Regions from separate parts of the Mus musculus genome. Here region 2 is linked to region 1. Evidence: chromatin loops called from intact Hi-C (ENCODE). Cell type or tissue: heart. All regions are shown on one strand. Links, peaks and the distances in the headings refer to the core of each region. The heading gives the core; the rest is flanking DNA.

Region 1 (7,443 bases), core at 1,843-5,842:
AAATAAAATAAAATGATGATGATGATGATGACAATGATGATTTATTTAGTGAGTATTGTCCTAAGCAGTACTCAGTTTGTTACTGACTCCTCATAACAACATCAAGGAGGTTCATGGAATGCTCTCCATTAAAAAAATAAATAAACAAATGGTACTACTAATAATAACAAAACTAATAATAAATAAACGGAAACCAAGGCTCAGAGAGACCAAGAAAATTGCCCAAGGTTGCACATCTAGTCAAGTGGCAGGTGAAAACAGAGGGAATCTTCGATCCTTTGGTAGTCTATAAAGTCCCAGAAGCCTATTCAGATTAGTGATTTATAAATAGAAAAATAAAAATATTATGAGAAAGCAGAATAATCTTCTTAAATATCTTGCTATAGAGATATGTAGGGGGTCAGTTTTGGTGATGTGAACCTTTACTCATAGCAGTCAGGAGGCTGAGACATGAGGATTGCTGTGTTCAAGATCACCTTTGGATATATAGTGTGTTCCAGTCTAGTCTGGGCTATCCAATGAGACCCTGTATTAAAGGAGGAGGTGGGGGAGAGAGGGAAGAAGGAGGAGGGAGGAGGAAGAAGAGGAAAAGCAAAAGAGGGAGGGAGGCAGGGAGATACAGAGTGAGGGACGGATGGGGTAAAATCACAGCTTCCTGATTTCTTCATTCATGGGATTCTTTGTTGATGCAAAACCAATATCTGAAAACCAATCCAATAGATGCCGTCATTCCAAAGAACTATGCTATCTGATGCAGTTCAGATACGGTCAGCCTATTTTCCAGTTCCAAACTCCTGGCCGACCTGACCTTGTGCTTAGCACTTTTTGTCATCTCTGTCTGCCAGCTCATTCCAGGTTGCATTCTTACATGCATGACCTGAGATTTCTCCATGAAAAAGAAGCCTACACAACCATGGTTCTAACATTTTTTTAGCAGAAGAAATCTTGGTTTAAATTGCATCTTCTAATGATCGTGAATAGGTAATGCGATTATGACATCAACATGGCCAAAATGCATGTAGAAGATTGAATATCTCAGGTTTCCCTCATATTCCACTGAAGTGCAGGAGGGCTGGTGAGCACTAAGGTTCTGGTCAAGCAGTTAGGGAATGCCCTGGGGAATGACCTCAGCACTCTGGCTTTCCATGTGGCATCACAAGGAAGGAAAGGCAGACTTCCAGGACCAGGACACTTGCCACTCACAAGCTTCGTGACCTAAGACACACGTGTTCCCTTATCTATAAAAACAAAACAAAAGAATTAACATCGCAGACAGTTGGGATGGCTCAATGTAGTAATGTTTATAAAATTCTTATGTAGAGTGTGATGTAAGACTATGCTTGATCAGTGATAGATTTATTATAGTAATTTATGCCATTGGCTTTCTAGGACTACTATAATGAAGTACCGCCATATGAAAACATATTCTTTTATATTTCTAGAAGTCAAAATGGTGTCAGCAGGGCTCTGCTACTTCCCAGATTCTCTAGATCAGTGGCTAGATCAACCTGTGGCAAACTTCTATTTCCAAAAACATTTACATTATGATTCATAACAGTAACAAAATCACAGTTATAAAGAAGCATCAAAAATAATGTAATGATTGGATGGTCACTACAACCTGAGAAATCATATGAAAGGGTCATAGCATTAGGAAGGGTGAGAGCCATGTTTTAGATAAATCTTACTTAGCTTCTAGGCGTTGCCTAATTCAAGCACTACACCATTGTCTGCATCTCTTACCACATGCCCTGCATCTCTTACTACCTGCCTGTCTTCTCCTTGGATATCTTCTCCCATGGTACTCTTTGATTTGTGCTTTCACATCATCTTACAAGATCAATTGCCAAGAGCTGGGGAGCAAGTTCAGTCAGTAAAGTGCTTGCTGTTATAAAAGAGAAAGAAATAAAAATATGTTATTTGGGGTGTGGTGAGGTGTGGGGGAAGGGGGTGTCTCAGTGGTCCCATGTCAAGGCATCCCTTTCCCTGGAGGGACCAGCCACAGGATGGTATACTATAGAATAGAGTTTATTTAGGGCATGGGGAGGGAAGTTAAGAGGGTAGTAGAGGCAGAGAAAGGCAGAGAGAATAGAGAGAGGCTGGCCATGAACATGTGGAGAGAGAGGGGATGGATGGGAATGGGGAAAGAGGGGGAACAAAGGGGAGAGAGACAAAGGAGAGAAGCAGTAGAGAGGAGAGAGAGAGAGAGAGAGAGAGAGAGAGAGAGAGAGAGAGAGAGAGAGGGAGGGAGGAGGGGGCAAGCATCCCTTTTATAGTGAGCCAGGCCTACCTGGCTGTTGCCAGGTAACTGTTGGGATGGAGCCCAGACAGAATACCAACATTTGCCATTGTAATCATGAAGACCTGAGTTCAATCCCCAGAATGCACATTAAAAAAATCTAAATATAATGCTATGTGCTAATAATGCCAACACTAAGCATGGAGACCCACTCCAGGCCACTGAGGGCTGTTGTTTCCAAAACCAAGGTGGATAGTACCTATGGAATCTCTCTAAGGTTGTCCCTCAGCTTCTACATTTAATGACATATATGTGCATATGTGCACTCACACCTGTAGAAAAACACATTCACACATAGACATACATGGGACACACAGAAACATACACATACACACACATGAGCACACCCATCACATTGGATTAAGGAGCCCAATCTCTAGTATAATTTTATCTTGAACCATTGTACCTGCTGTGATTATTTCCAAATGAGCTCAAACTTTCAGGCACTGAAGGTTAGTATTATCCTGCCTTCTAAGGGGATACAGTCCAACCTATAACAACTAGGGACCTTTGCAACACAAAGTCATCTGCATGACTGTACCCGGGGCTCTTTGGGTCCCCTGTCTTATGAGGCAAAGCCTTAGCCTGTCATCATACAGGTGTGTATGCTCTGTGGAATTGAGTGAGGGACAAATCAGCAATTCTCCTGTATTTCAATCCAGAGAAAACAAGTGAGTCTTAGGCCTTTGCTGAGAGCCTTGGAATAGAGAAGAGGGAAAATATCTCTAAACAGCATCGTGCATACTGCTTAGAGGTAGATGGTTCAATGCCTTTCACAACCTCTCAGCCAAGTCCACATCAGTAGACAACCAGGGTCCTCCCATCCCTAGAATGGACAAAATGTTTATTTAGCAGTTCTTAATTGAGTTGATATTTACTTATGATGGTAAGCAGATGACTAATTTATTGCTGAGTTCAAGTAGTCAGACAGTGAGGAGATCATTATGAAGAGAAATTAGAATAGAGTTCTCTGCACATAATGATATCGGGCTTGGTAACAAATACTATTACATTGTGCCCAGAACTTATTTAAATGTATTGGCCTTTTCTCTTACATTTAGTAGTGGGTGGCTATAGGTTAAGTTGACACCTGCTAACTCTTTTGGTCCTTGAAAGGGAGGCCTGGGAGATAGGCATAATTGTGTCCTTTCATATTTGGAGATGGTAGCAAGATTAGGAACAATTATGCCATTACAGAAATACTTGCGAGTAAGGAAGTCCTAAATTTCAATCATGCTATGAAATTTCTTCATAACTCAGAAATTTGGGGACCCTGTCTCTCTAAACTATGTGGCTCTGAGCCTCTTGGAAAGTTTATCTTGGCTCAAGCCTTTCTTGAGAATGCCTATAAAGAAAAGTCAGGAAGTGACATCACATTGTGATGAGAATAGGAGTTGTGGCATAAGACAGCACTTGGCTCCCATCCCAGCTGTGATGGGCAGAGGGGAGGGCCTCTAACAGGAGCCTATCCTTACCCTGGAGCCTGGGAGTATGAGTTGATTCTGAAAACAAGTCTGCAGATATAACAAAGGAGCATAGGTTGACATAGCCTTTCTGTGTGTGTGTGTGTGTGTGTGTGTGTGTGTGTGTGTGTGTACATAGATATGTGTGTACATTGCCTACATGTGTATCTGTGTACCATTTGCATGTTTGTTGCCTGTGGAGGCACCCCAGAGTCAGAGTCACACACATCTATGAGTTACCAAGTGGGTGATGGGATCAAACACTGGTCCTCTGGAGCAGCAGCTTGTGCTCTTAACCACTGAGCCATCTCCCTAGTCTGGTTTACTGCAACGTGGCACAATAGGCCAAGAGGAAAAACACTCCAGTCACAGGTCTGGGACTGAAGCTCAGTGATAGAAGTTCGTGGGCTCAATCCTTTGCTCTGAGGAAAGCAATGTAAAATAAAAACACAAACACCACCACCAACAAACACCAGCTAGACAACACATTCCTTCTCTGTTTCTGGGCAAGTCTCTTAATGTTTCTAAGCATGCTTTCTCATCTGCAAAATTTTGGTTATTGCATGCATCTCTCAGCATTATGAGGATCAGATTTCTGAAGAAGTCTTGGGAACTTACAAAGCTCAGTGCTTGGTGCATGATCGACGTGTAACACGCATTAGATTCTTTCTTCCATTGTCACCTCCCACCCTTTCCCCACACGACGTTTCGGCTTGAAGTCTCTTTCATCTACTACGCCTCCTGAAATGTCTGCAAAAGCAGCAGCCCTCCCCTGAAGAATGTTCTGTTCTTCAGGGGCTGATCTTACTGACTGTCAAATTACAAGAGATGGCATGGTACAGCTGGTGTTTTTAAGGCACTTGGGCGAGAGCCATGTGGATGTTATATTTATTTATTTATTTTCCAATGTGGTCCTAAGGCAAAGCAACAGAAGTCCGCATTGGACCCACAGCATGGCTGGCCAGCTGGGGCATGTTTCCATCACACAAGGAGGTCTCAGGGTACATTCTCAGCCACAACGAAGAGCCAGCACGTGGGAAAGTAGTACACATGATACTCTTGGGCTGCAGGAAGACGATGAAGTCAAAGACTATTTGCTGCATGTGTTGGACTCATTGAATTTAGACCTTAAGGGTCTGAACACTTTACATCCAGCCCCCCATAGGTGGAAATGGCTGGATTAGAACTCAGAATGGGACTCACTCAAATGTCTTTTCTTCTTCTGAGGCATCAGGAAGAGAGAACATTCACAAGAAAACCAGGCAAGAAACAAAGTTGATTTCTGTCACGCATGGCTTTGTGATCCCAGGCCAGACATTCACTTTCTCAGAGGTGTTGTACATGGAGTAGTTGAGTAGATCATTTCGTCGTTAACTTTGCATCACTTTTGGGGGAGTCAACATGATCTCCATGAGCTTGACTCACATCTGTGTGCCATGATTCCTGAAGGTAGGAGAACTGTGGCAGAACAGGGATCTGTCATGCCTTCTCCTGTGTACACCTAGGACATTCAGTAGTCACCAAGAGGAAAGTGAGAGACTTCCTAAAGGTCCTGAAGTTTCCATGGCACGGTTCTTCGGAGTTGTCTGTGTCTTTGACATACTTGCCATCTTCAATGGCACTGGGAAGTCACAGTCTAATAAAAATAAGTAGAGAAGCCCCTGGGCATGTGATGACTGTGTTATGATGCATTAGCATTCCGCCATAAGCATAAAATACCCGAGGTAAGTCTTTTAAAGAGAAAAAGTTTGCTTTGGCAAACAGTTTTAGAAATTCCAATTCATAGTGTGTTGGCCCCAATACTTTGAGTCTACAGTGAGTAGAGAAGGTACTTGAAACAAATGGCTTCTTAAGAGCTAGAGTATACAAAGTGTTCCCCTTGAGGGCACAGTCACAGTCGTCTAATGTCTTCCTCCTCATCCCCCCTCACATTCTAAAGATTCTACCATTCTCTGGTAGTGGCTTCCTGGGCACCAAGACTTTCCTATATGAGCTTTAGTGAACTTTGAATGTTGTCTTTAGGACATTAGGCTCCCACCCCACACCCTTTGATTTTCGTGTTTGTATACTTCATATTTTACCAACTCCTGGCACTAATGTTTTATTACTAGCAAGAGGGAATGAAATAGGTGCTTGAAAAGCATCTGAGAAACCCATCCCCACCAAGAAACAGCTCCTTAAATTCCTATTATGGAGAAGAACTTTATCCCCATTTCATACACCCTAAGGCATGAAGAGACTCGGCAGATTGACTGGAGTCACTACCATAAAGAAGGACTAGGAATTGAGACCATCTCTGCCTCAAGGCCAGGGACTTCTTCACCTGTGGATTTATTGCTATTAGTAGGTGTGTGTTATATACAAAACACTGGGCTAATATGGAGCAGCAATGGAGGCATGAGAGAATGAAGTAAATAGTTACATCTTATCTTTTAAACTTTCCATCTCTTCAGGAAAATGAAGGTAACATAAAAACAACACATAAGCTAGTAATTTCACCAACATCATATTTAAAGATATGATAATAACAGTTCACACCCACTGTGCAGTTAGTGTGTACCATGTAATAAAGATGGTATAAGCATTGTCTAAATGATCACCATGATCATGCATCCATATGCTACAGATGAGGAAACAGAGGCACAGAAAGACCTGGGAGTTTGACCAAAGTCTATACGCTGATGCTTTAATACCAATGTCCTTATCTACCAAATAAGGCAACTCCAGGCCCAACTGAGGCTCACCAGGAAGAGATATAGAGTTCTCTAGTAGCCACAAAAAGGAACCAGAACTTGAAAGCCCAGAAGGGACTTGATATCCCATGGGGCTGTTTTCTGGGAGTGTGAGACAGAACCTCACTGGAGTATTAAAGCTTTTCTGGTATACCTACTTTCTATTTTCTTAGTTAACAGCGGGTTTTTTTTTCCCCCAAGCCTGCATTTTAACCTCCTGAGAATTCCCTTTGAAATGACAGGGCCACTAGAAGTTATTTTGGGGGGCATATCTTCTGGTGGGAAGCAGAGCTTGAAACTGGGGATGCAGGGAGAGTCTTTCTAATCTACAGCTCTTTGTGGACCAGGGATGGGATCTGAGGCTGTTGGGTCCTGCAGCCTTTCCCAGAGACCACATAGGAACGAGCACAGCTGACTCATGGCCTTGTATCCTCCAAGCTGCCATTAATTTTTCAAAGAAGAACCCTGCCAACTTTACTGACCCTGAAAAAGGTATATGCAACTGAAGCAAGAAGGCTTGATGGAAGAGGTGATGCTGTTCTTTTCTGGTCGTGTAGGCACCCATGATCCTTATGATTAGAGACTGAATGACTTTGGAGTAATAAGTGAGTGTAAAGTTGGGATATGATGGGAAACACAGAGGGACAGGCCACAAACAGCAGAGCTGAGAAAGGCTTAGAAGCAATCTGGTCACAGATTGCAGTTGGGTCTGGTGGCTGCGTAGTTTAAACAAGATGATGAATGTCAAAATCCCTGACAAGGGCATGCATTCTGCAGGTTACCCGTTCAGCATGGGAATAGTTTTAACTCCTCAAGTCTGCAGATAAGAAAACTGAACTCGAGAAAACAGACCCAAGTGATTTATGTAAATGGCAGTTCTCAGAGTACGAACACCAAAACACATTTTCTGATTTCTAATTTGATATCTCAGCACTAAGATGTGCTAAAA
Region 2 (7,443 bases), core at 2,235-6,234, 100 kb before region 1:
AAATCATAAAGTCTTTATCTTGAGTGCAGTGCCAGTACTCAGCATGAGAAGGCAAACTACTGTGATATTTAAAGCAACTGTAGAGGAAAGTTTTAGCCAAAGCTCGTCTTTGTGGTCAAGAGGCACGTTCCTCTGACTCTCAGGGTCAGATGAGAGCTTGCTGGAGCCAAGAAAGGCATTCTGTGGTAATAGACCTCTGATCCTAGCCTTCCATCAACACATCTGTCATGAGAAAGTCACTGGGACACCTGGCCCAGGCCCCACCCATGTCCCGACTAGATGTAGCTGTCACTGATTGAGTTGTGTGGCAATTTTATTTCTAATTATGTATGAACGTAACATAAATTACTCTTAATATTCAAAGCAGAAAAATCACAAGAAAATCCCAGACTAGTAAATATAGTCTCATGTCCCATCTGGATGTATGCACAAAAGTGTGTATGTGTGGGCATGTGTGTGTTTTCAAATATTACTGTGATGACACAGGCTGACCAAGGCAAATTACCAAAGAAAATGCTTCATTTGGAGCTTACAGTTTCAGAGGATTAGTCTATGACGATTGTGCTAGGGAACAAGACAGCACGCATCGCGTGGCACTGGGGCAATAGCTGAGAGCCGACATTCTTTTCTACAAGTAGGAGGAAGAGAGAGCTTGTTGAGAATAAATATGGACGTTGGAAATCTCCAAGCCTAGTGACATTTCTTCCAAGAAGGCCACACCACCTAATCCGTCCTAAAGAGTTCTATCAACTGTAGACAAAGTAATCAAATGTATGAACTCATAGGGGACATTTTCATGCAAACCACCACAGTGCCCTTGCAGGTGAATAGTATTTTCTTCATGTTTTCCTTGAATTTTCTTATCTTTCTTCAGTGAAATATTATTGGCAAGAAAAATATATGAGTGGTGTAGGTGTGAAGTAGGACTCCATAGCTTCTCCTTTCCTGGGCACTTGTCCAAGTCTTACTTAACCTGCCTCCTCCTAGAAGTCCACCCTGACTGGCTCCTTACCTCTGAGCCCAGCTGTGTGACGTTTCTTTGTAAAATATGTTTAATCTCTTCAAATGCCTATGAGTCACACACTAATAATAGTCATATATTTTCTCTTTATTGCCTACAAGGCCAGACATAGTTTAATACATTTCATCTTCTTCTTGAGCAGTGGGAGCCTAGTACTGAAAGGACAGAAAGGATGGAAAAATGTGGCCATCAGAACATTGCCCTGTTCTTGTTCTTATTCCCAGGAGTGGCCATAGCCTTCCCTCGATGAACAGTCATAAGCTCCAGGAACATGGCAGTGCTATGGTCATCCTCTCAGCTATCTCTCTCCTATGGATAGCTGTGACCTGTCTGTTTCTCCCCTCCTCACATGCAAGTGGAGATAATCATTTGATGCCCTCTGTGTAGCCTTGGCTGTCCCGGAACTCACTCTGTAGAACAGGCCCCCATTCTTGTTGGCATCTTTTGGTCTGCTGATAAATAAATGTTCGGTGCAGCCCCAGGAGAAATCTTCTGTTTTGTAAAACACACAGTTCTATCAGTCAAACCTGCCTCCTGTCCACAATGAGGTCCTCCACCCATCTGATCAATGACATCAGTTTTCTGCTTTAGACTGCAGAGTTCGCCTCTCCCTCACAATTCAGGTTTCCTTATCACCCTTGGCCTGATCTTTAAACTGAGTTCCCTCCAGCCTCTTCTATCCCCTTTAGTGTGGGACTTTTTAAAAGCTCTGTCTATTCCCATAATGCCCCTCTTCTTTCCTTCTGTTCAATTGGTAGCTTACTCCAGTCTGCCTTCCTGTGGATTTGCTGCCTCTCCCCCTTTATTTCCTGAGCTAGCATTATTCCCAGGGATGTCCCTATTACTATACCAAAGATGCCTTTCAGTGCCCCTCTTAGCTATTTAGCATCATTGGAAGCCTTCTCTTCTTCTGGGGGATGGAGGCAGTATCACTGGGTATTGAATATCAAGCTCCATGCTTTCTAGAAAACACTGAACCAATTATGTGCAGCCCAGTCCTCTTTACATTCTTTGTTGTTGTTTGTTTATTTTTGTTTTGGGGGGGATTTCTTTTTAGAGACAGAGAGAGACTCACTAAGTTGCTTATGTTGTCCTTGAACTCACTCTGCAGCCCATGCAAGCAATGGGCTTAGGGCTTCCTTTTCTCAGCCTCCCTGGTAGCTGGGATGTCAGGCCTGGCCACACCCTTCTTGAGCCACTCTCTTTCCTTGACTCTTGGGACACATGTACCCTCCCAACCATGAACCAGCCCATGCCAGTGAATGTGGAAGTCTCTCAATGATGAGTCAAGTGCCTGTTTCCCTCAGACTGTGCTGTCCCTGTTGGAGGTCTCCTTCATGTCCAGGGTTTTGGTGGGAACCGTGTAAATGTCAAGGAGGGAGTCCTCCTCTGAGCTGGTCTCCGCAAGGACCAGCCTAGACTTCTTGACAAGTCTCCATGTTCCCAAACTCCTGACATTCTTCATGCTCACAGCTGGTCTGCCTTCATATATCCTGGGCTCTTGGGGGCCAGCTCTGCCACCTCATTCATCTGTGTAAGTTGAAAATTTGGGCTGGTCAGTTCATCCCAACATCACCCCATTTTCTTCACTCTCCTTTTCCCCAAGCCACACAGTCTATTCTTTATCATCACCCTAAGCGTTAAGACCACTTTATGGAGTGACTTTGGTTAAGTCCTGGATCATTACGAAGCCTCTGAAGAGACCCACTTCCATCATCTTTGCCTCTGTCATGGCCTCCTCTGCCTCTTTCAATAGTTCCTTGCCAAATTAAAAAAACAAACAAACAAACAAACAAAAAACAAAACAAGGCATCCTTCTGCTTCAACTCTTGCATAGGCTTAGTCTTGCTTTTAGTATAAATATATTATGTGCCACCCTCTGGCACCTGCAGTGCTCCTGCCACCTACTCTAGCTACAAGCCATCCATTTTTATCTATTTTTATCCCTGGCACGAATCCCTCACCTCTGCAGCCCCTGGATGCTACTCCCTAACCCCCAGGGACCTCTGCCCCTGCTATTTCTCTGCCTGAAACTCTTGAGATACTTTCTCTTAGAACCCAGCTCACCTGTCTTTCTCCTGCTCCAAGATCAGATCTCGGCTCTGCTATGGATACTCAAAGCAGCATGCTTATTTTTCCTTCATCCCATTGCCTTTGTAATGGAAAGTGTGCTTCCTGTGTCATTTTGCTCTTGTGTTTCCTTATCTAATCTTTTAAGTAACTTAAGCCAGGGACTGCATAGCCCCGCCCCCTCACCCCATCTTATACCTCCATTGCCTGCCCACCGTCATGCTTAGACCACACTGAGACTCAATAGTGATCTCCTGAATGACTAAAGCATTTGGGGAGAGAACAATGTAATCTATGACTTGGCTGTAAAACCTGAGCTGTCCTGTAAGCGAGCACACCTAAACATCAAGCTCCAGGCCACCACGTCAGAACCAAGAAAGTGCGGGTGAGCATCAAGCACGAGGCTCTCCGTGCACATTCTGTGCGGTTGTACAAACATGTCAGGGTTTAGTAAATCACATTTGTTTCATTTAAATAACTTCTGACCAAAATAATAACACAGCTTTAGAAAAAGACATTAGGTACCCACTTTTGAAGAGTTTGTATAATTTAACACACAAGAAAGCCTTTAGTGTAATTATGTGCAGACATATACAAAGGATCAATGCTATTTATTTGGGCCACCCCCACCATGAAGAAGAAGAAGAAGAAGAAGAAGAAGAAGAAGAAGAAGAAGAAGAAGAAGAAGAAGAAGAAGAAGAAGAAGAAGAAGAAGAAGAAGAAGAAGAAGAAGAAGAAGAAGAAGAAGAAGCTCTAGCCATGCCTCAGCTTGCTGCATTAATTCTAATTTAGAAAATCTCCCCCACCGATGTGGGTAGGGGTTCCCATGGGGGCTCATCTTTTCCTCGTGTCAAAATTAGTCATTTAAATTAGAACCACGTTGGATAGCCTGGGTGCAGCCAATGTTGCGGCTCCAGTCCAGGGAGCAGTTAAATGTAGCCACCTGAAGTTGATTAAAACTTCACCTGTCAAAGCCAGTATGCCCACATTTGAAAATCTTTAATGTAATTAAGAGAAGCACATTATGGGAGGTCAAGTGACTTTCCTTTTGAATTCTACTTCTAATCTGTCGTCAGATGGGTGGAAATTGCCAGCTGAAAGAATTAATGGAAGCTACGAGAAGGAGTGCAGGCGGGGGTAGGGGAGTGGGAGGGGGAAGAAGCTGGTGGCAGGAAAGCCAGATGGAGGTTCTGCCTCCTTGCTGAGGTGAATAAGGAGTTTAGGGGAGCCCTAGCTTCTGCCATGAGACCTGGGGTGGAGGGTCCATGTGTCCTCACTGTGTGCACATCAGGGACTATAGGGTAGGGGCCTAAGGGTAGCTGCACAGCTCTCTTGCTTATCACCAAGGGAGATCTCTGGCCAGAACAGCCTGGACAGGCAGAGTGGAGCTGGCGCCGGCCTTCATCACCCTTCACTCAGTACTGCCTGATTAACATCACGGTTCAGCTTGCCTCTTGCACTGATCCCCACAAAGAGCCTGAGAAGGAGGGCAGGCACAAAGAGCCTCCCACTGTCCAGCCTCTGACCCCAGGCTGTTCCTCGGGAAGTACTTCTCCCAGGTTGGCAGCCATCAACACCTTAGGGGTGGGGAAGACCCACAAGGCCTGGGTGTGACCCTTTATTTCCTTCTGGGCCTACGGTTTCCTGGCCTGCTAAAGCCATCTCTCACTGTACTGGGTGTGGCCCAGCTCTGGAGATCCTAGTGCAATTTCAATACCAGAGTGCTGCCTTTGGAGATTAAATTACCCAGGGCTTTGCTGTGTGTTCTAGCCTGAGGGTGTTAGGGTGCCGTTGACAGAAGGCAGAGCATTTCTCCTTGCTGCCCCCCTAGCCCCACCCCTATTCTTTACACTTCGAATTTGTGTACATTAGTGGAGGTATGTGTTTGAAAAAGGGTTACATCTGTCAGAATGTTGCCACTGAAGATCTGCCCCCTTCCTTGGAAACTGACGTGAGAATAAGCAACACATGACATTTTGGCTAGGCTCCCGAAGAACAAAGTTTCCAAACTGGAGGACTTAGGCCACTCCCCTTTGACTTCTTCCTGCAACTTAACCAGGGGCAGAAGGCTTCAGGAAAGAGGGGGGCATGATGGTGGTGGTGGTGGTGGTGGTGGTGGTGGTGGTGGTGGTGGTGGTGGTGGTGGTGGTGGTGGTAGCATTTGAATTTTCTAGTCAACAGTGTCTCTGATGTTGTCTGGGAAGTGTGAACGTCTCCACGGTAGGTAGGATATACACAGTCTTTGGGACAGAGTGGACAGTCAGGTCAAGTTGAAATACGCATAGGCATCTTGGACTGTCTTAGACAATTGAGCATGTGCCCCAGAGGGTCTTTTAAGTTACTAGAATTAAGGGAGAGGTCACAAAGCGAATAAGCGGTTCTTAAAAGGGTCTCAGGGAGCCTCTTCTCATTCTTGTCTCTGCTTACATGTTCTTGGGCTTGGAGGCCTGCTAGTCTCCGATGAAAAAGAGAAACCAATGTTGGGATGGAAGAAAGATGGTAGGGAAGCGAGTGAAAATCCAATCTGAAACTGCCTTAAAGTTAAGTGAGGAAATCTGAGGAGAGGCATAGTCAGGAATCTTCCCTGTCCACCATGCTGCCTTTCTTGGCCAATAAGAAGATGCCTTCCCATCTCTCCCTGCTTCCTGCCTCCCTCCCAACACCGCCTCCCGCCCCCCACCAAACAAAAAACAAAACAAAACCAAACAAAACAACCGGAGCAGTGTTTCCGAACACAACTCCTTGTCTCCAGGTAAAAGCCAGCACAAGGTGGTGATGGGGGAGCAGGTTACCCCTCAGCTCCAGCTCCCCCACCCCCCTACCCCCTGCTTCCTCAGCCCCAAGGTCACAGGTAAAAGTGAAGAGTTCTTGCCAGCTTCTCTCAAAGAAGAAAGCTGTCTGCTTGCCATGGTAACCTTTTCCCAGGTCTGGGGCTGTGAGGATGAGGTACAAAGTTCACAGAGCTTCTCATTGTGAGCTCTTTTAATCGTGCCCCCCCACCCTACCCCATCCCAAAGCCACGGAGGCTGGTTTACAGCAGTATTTAAAGCTAAGATGCCAAATGAAAAGTTCCTCTTTTAGGTTGGTGCTTATACAAAGCTGCTTTGTGGTTTTTCTCGGCCTGTCAGACTTGTCAGGCCTAGTAAGAAAAAGTATATTGTTTCCAGCACTTGGATTCCTTTCTCCCTGACATCTGCCACTCTGTAAAGATGATAAATTCCTGCCTCATTAGCCAAGGGTGTGGGATTACAGGCTGACAACACATTAATCACCAGCCTCGGTGGCAGGCTGACTAGCAATAGGCATTGTTAACAAAACTTTTCTAATATGTCACTCTTCTCTATGACAGCGTGTAATCAATCATTGTGATTGACGGCGCTGATAGATTACACTATTTATACTTTGTGTAATGAAAGATAGTGTTTCCACCTACTGTCATTTCTGGACTAGTGACAGAGGATCGGTGAATGGAAACAAACACAACAACAGGGCAAGCCCTCATTGCCCCCCAAAATATCTACAGAAGTCTCCCACCTTCCCAAGCCTGGAGTCTAGTTCCTATTTCTGGAAATGAACACAGCCTCAGGACAGGACCTTCCTTGGTGGTGATTGTGGGATAAGACGTGATGGTGGGCAGTGCCTGGAAGGATACAGGCACTGTGGATCTTCAGGGAGGGCTGGTTGCAATGGGCATAGTCCCAGATTCTGTTAGGTCAAGTTGATACAGGTAGATTCCCTAGGCGGCTCTCTGTCGGCTTAAGCATGTACCACTGAGCCCGGGCGCTCCTCCTCTCCTGCCAGATGAGAGATGATTTAGATGTTGATAAAATATTTGTTCTCTCATGACTCTGAGGGCAAATATTATCCTTGTTGCCCATAATTGTACAGCACTTCATAAGTCAACAGCACCCGGAGTGAGCAAAAAGCCAACAGTGGGAGGGGGCGGGCAGCTGCTGCTGCAGGCTCTGGCTGGGACCTGTTTCTCCAGCCCTTTGAAGCCCAGAGAGTTACAATCCAGAGGGTACTAGGGACTGGGACAAACCAGCAATGCATTCTGCTCTCTTGTACCAGGTATTTCTGGGGTGTTCTTCCCATCATTTTTATTTTGGTCTAAAACAAATTTGTAAAGGATGCAGGCTATTTTTGACCCACTGGAAGCTCTCCTTTCAGCATAGTGGCAAGTGCGGGTGACGTGGGGCTGCTGGCGCCTTCTGAGTGGGGAGGGCTTTTGCTGCCAGGGAACCATTACTCAGCTGCCTGCGCCTCCGCCCCTTTGAAGAAACCGTTGACAAATATTTTGCTTAACTTTCCTTTGCTGTTGACAAAACAGGGACGTCCTTTTCCTTAGTTCT

What was found. Hi-C counts contacts between places; a loop is a spot of excess contacts. Peaks named below come from ENCODE experiments on the same cell type or tissue, not always from the same donor. Only the 100,000 strongest peaks of a DNase experiment are listed, where the experiment ranks them.
Region 2: a loop joins it to region 1, with 3.0 times the contacts of the local background. A loop is called at or near these places in 2 of 42 quality-filtered maps.

The regions. Positions count from the first base shown.
Region 1 is chr14:22,746,885-22,754,327 of GRCm38, forward strand. All of the region lies in intron 5 of Lrmda (leucine rich melanocyte differentiation associated), which reads left to right. The region is part of intron 1 of Gm30926 (a long non-coding RNA gene); the gene reads right to left. Among named protein-coding and RNA genes, the nearest start is that of Gm30926, 51 kb to the right of the region's middle. In heart, for the core only: no CTCF peak of the experiment used is centred there; DNase peaks (open chromatin) are centred at 3,717 and 4,607; H3K27ac peaks cover 336 bases.
Region 2 is chr14:22,643,457-22,650,899 of GRCm38, forward strand. All of the region lies in intron 5 of Lrmda (leucine rich melanocyte differentiation associated), which reads left to right. Among named protein-coding and RNA genes, the nearest start is that of 4930405A10Rik, 100 kb to the left of the region's middle. In heart, for the core only: no CTCF peak of the experiment used is centred there; a DNase peak (open chromatin) is centred at 4,695; H3K27ac peaks cover 2,031 bases.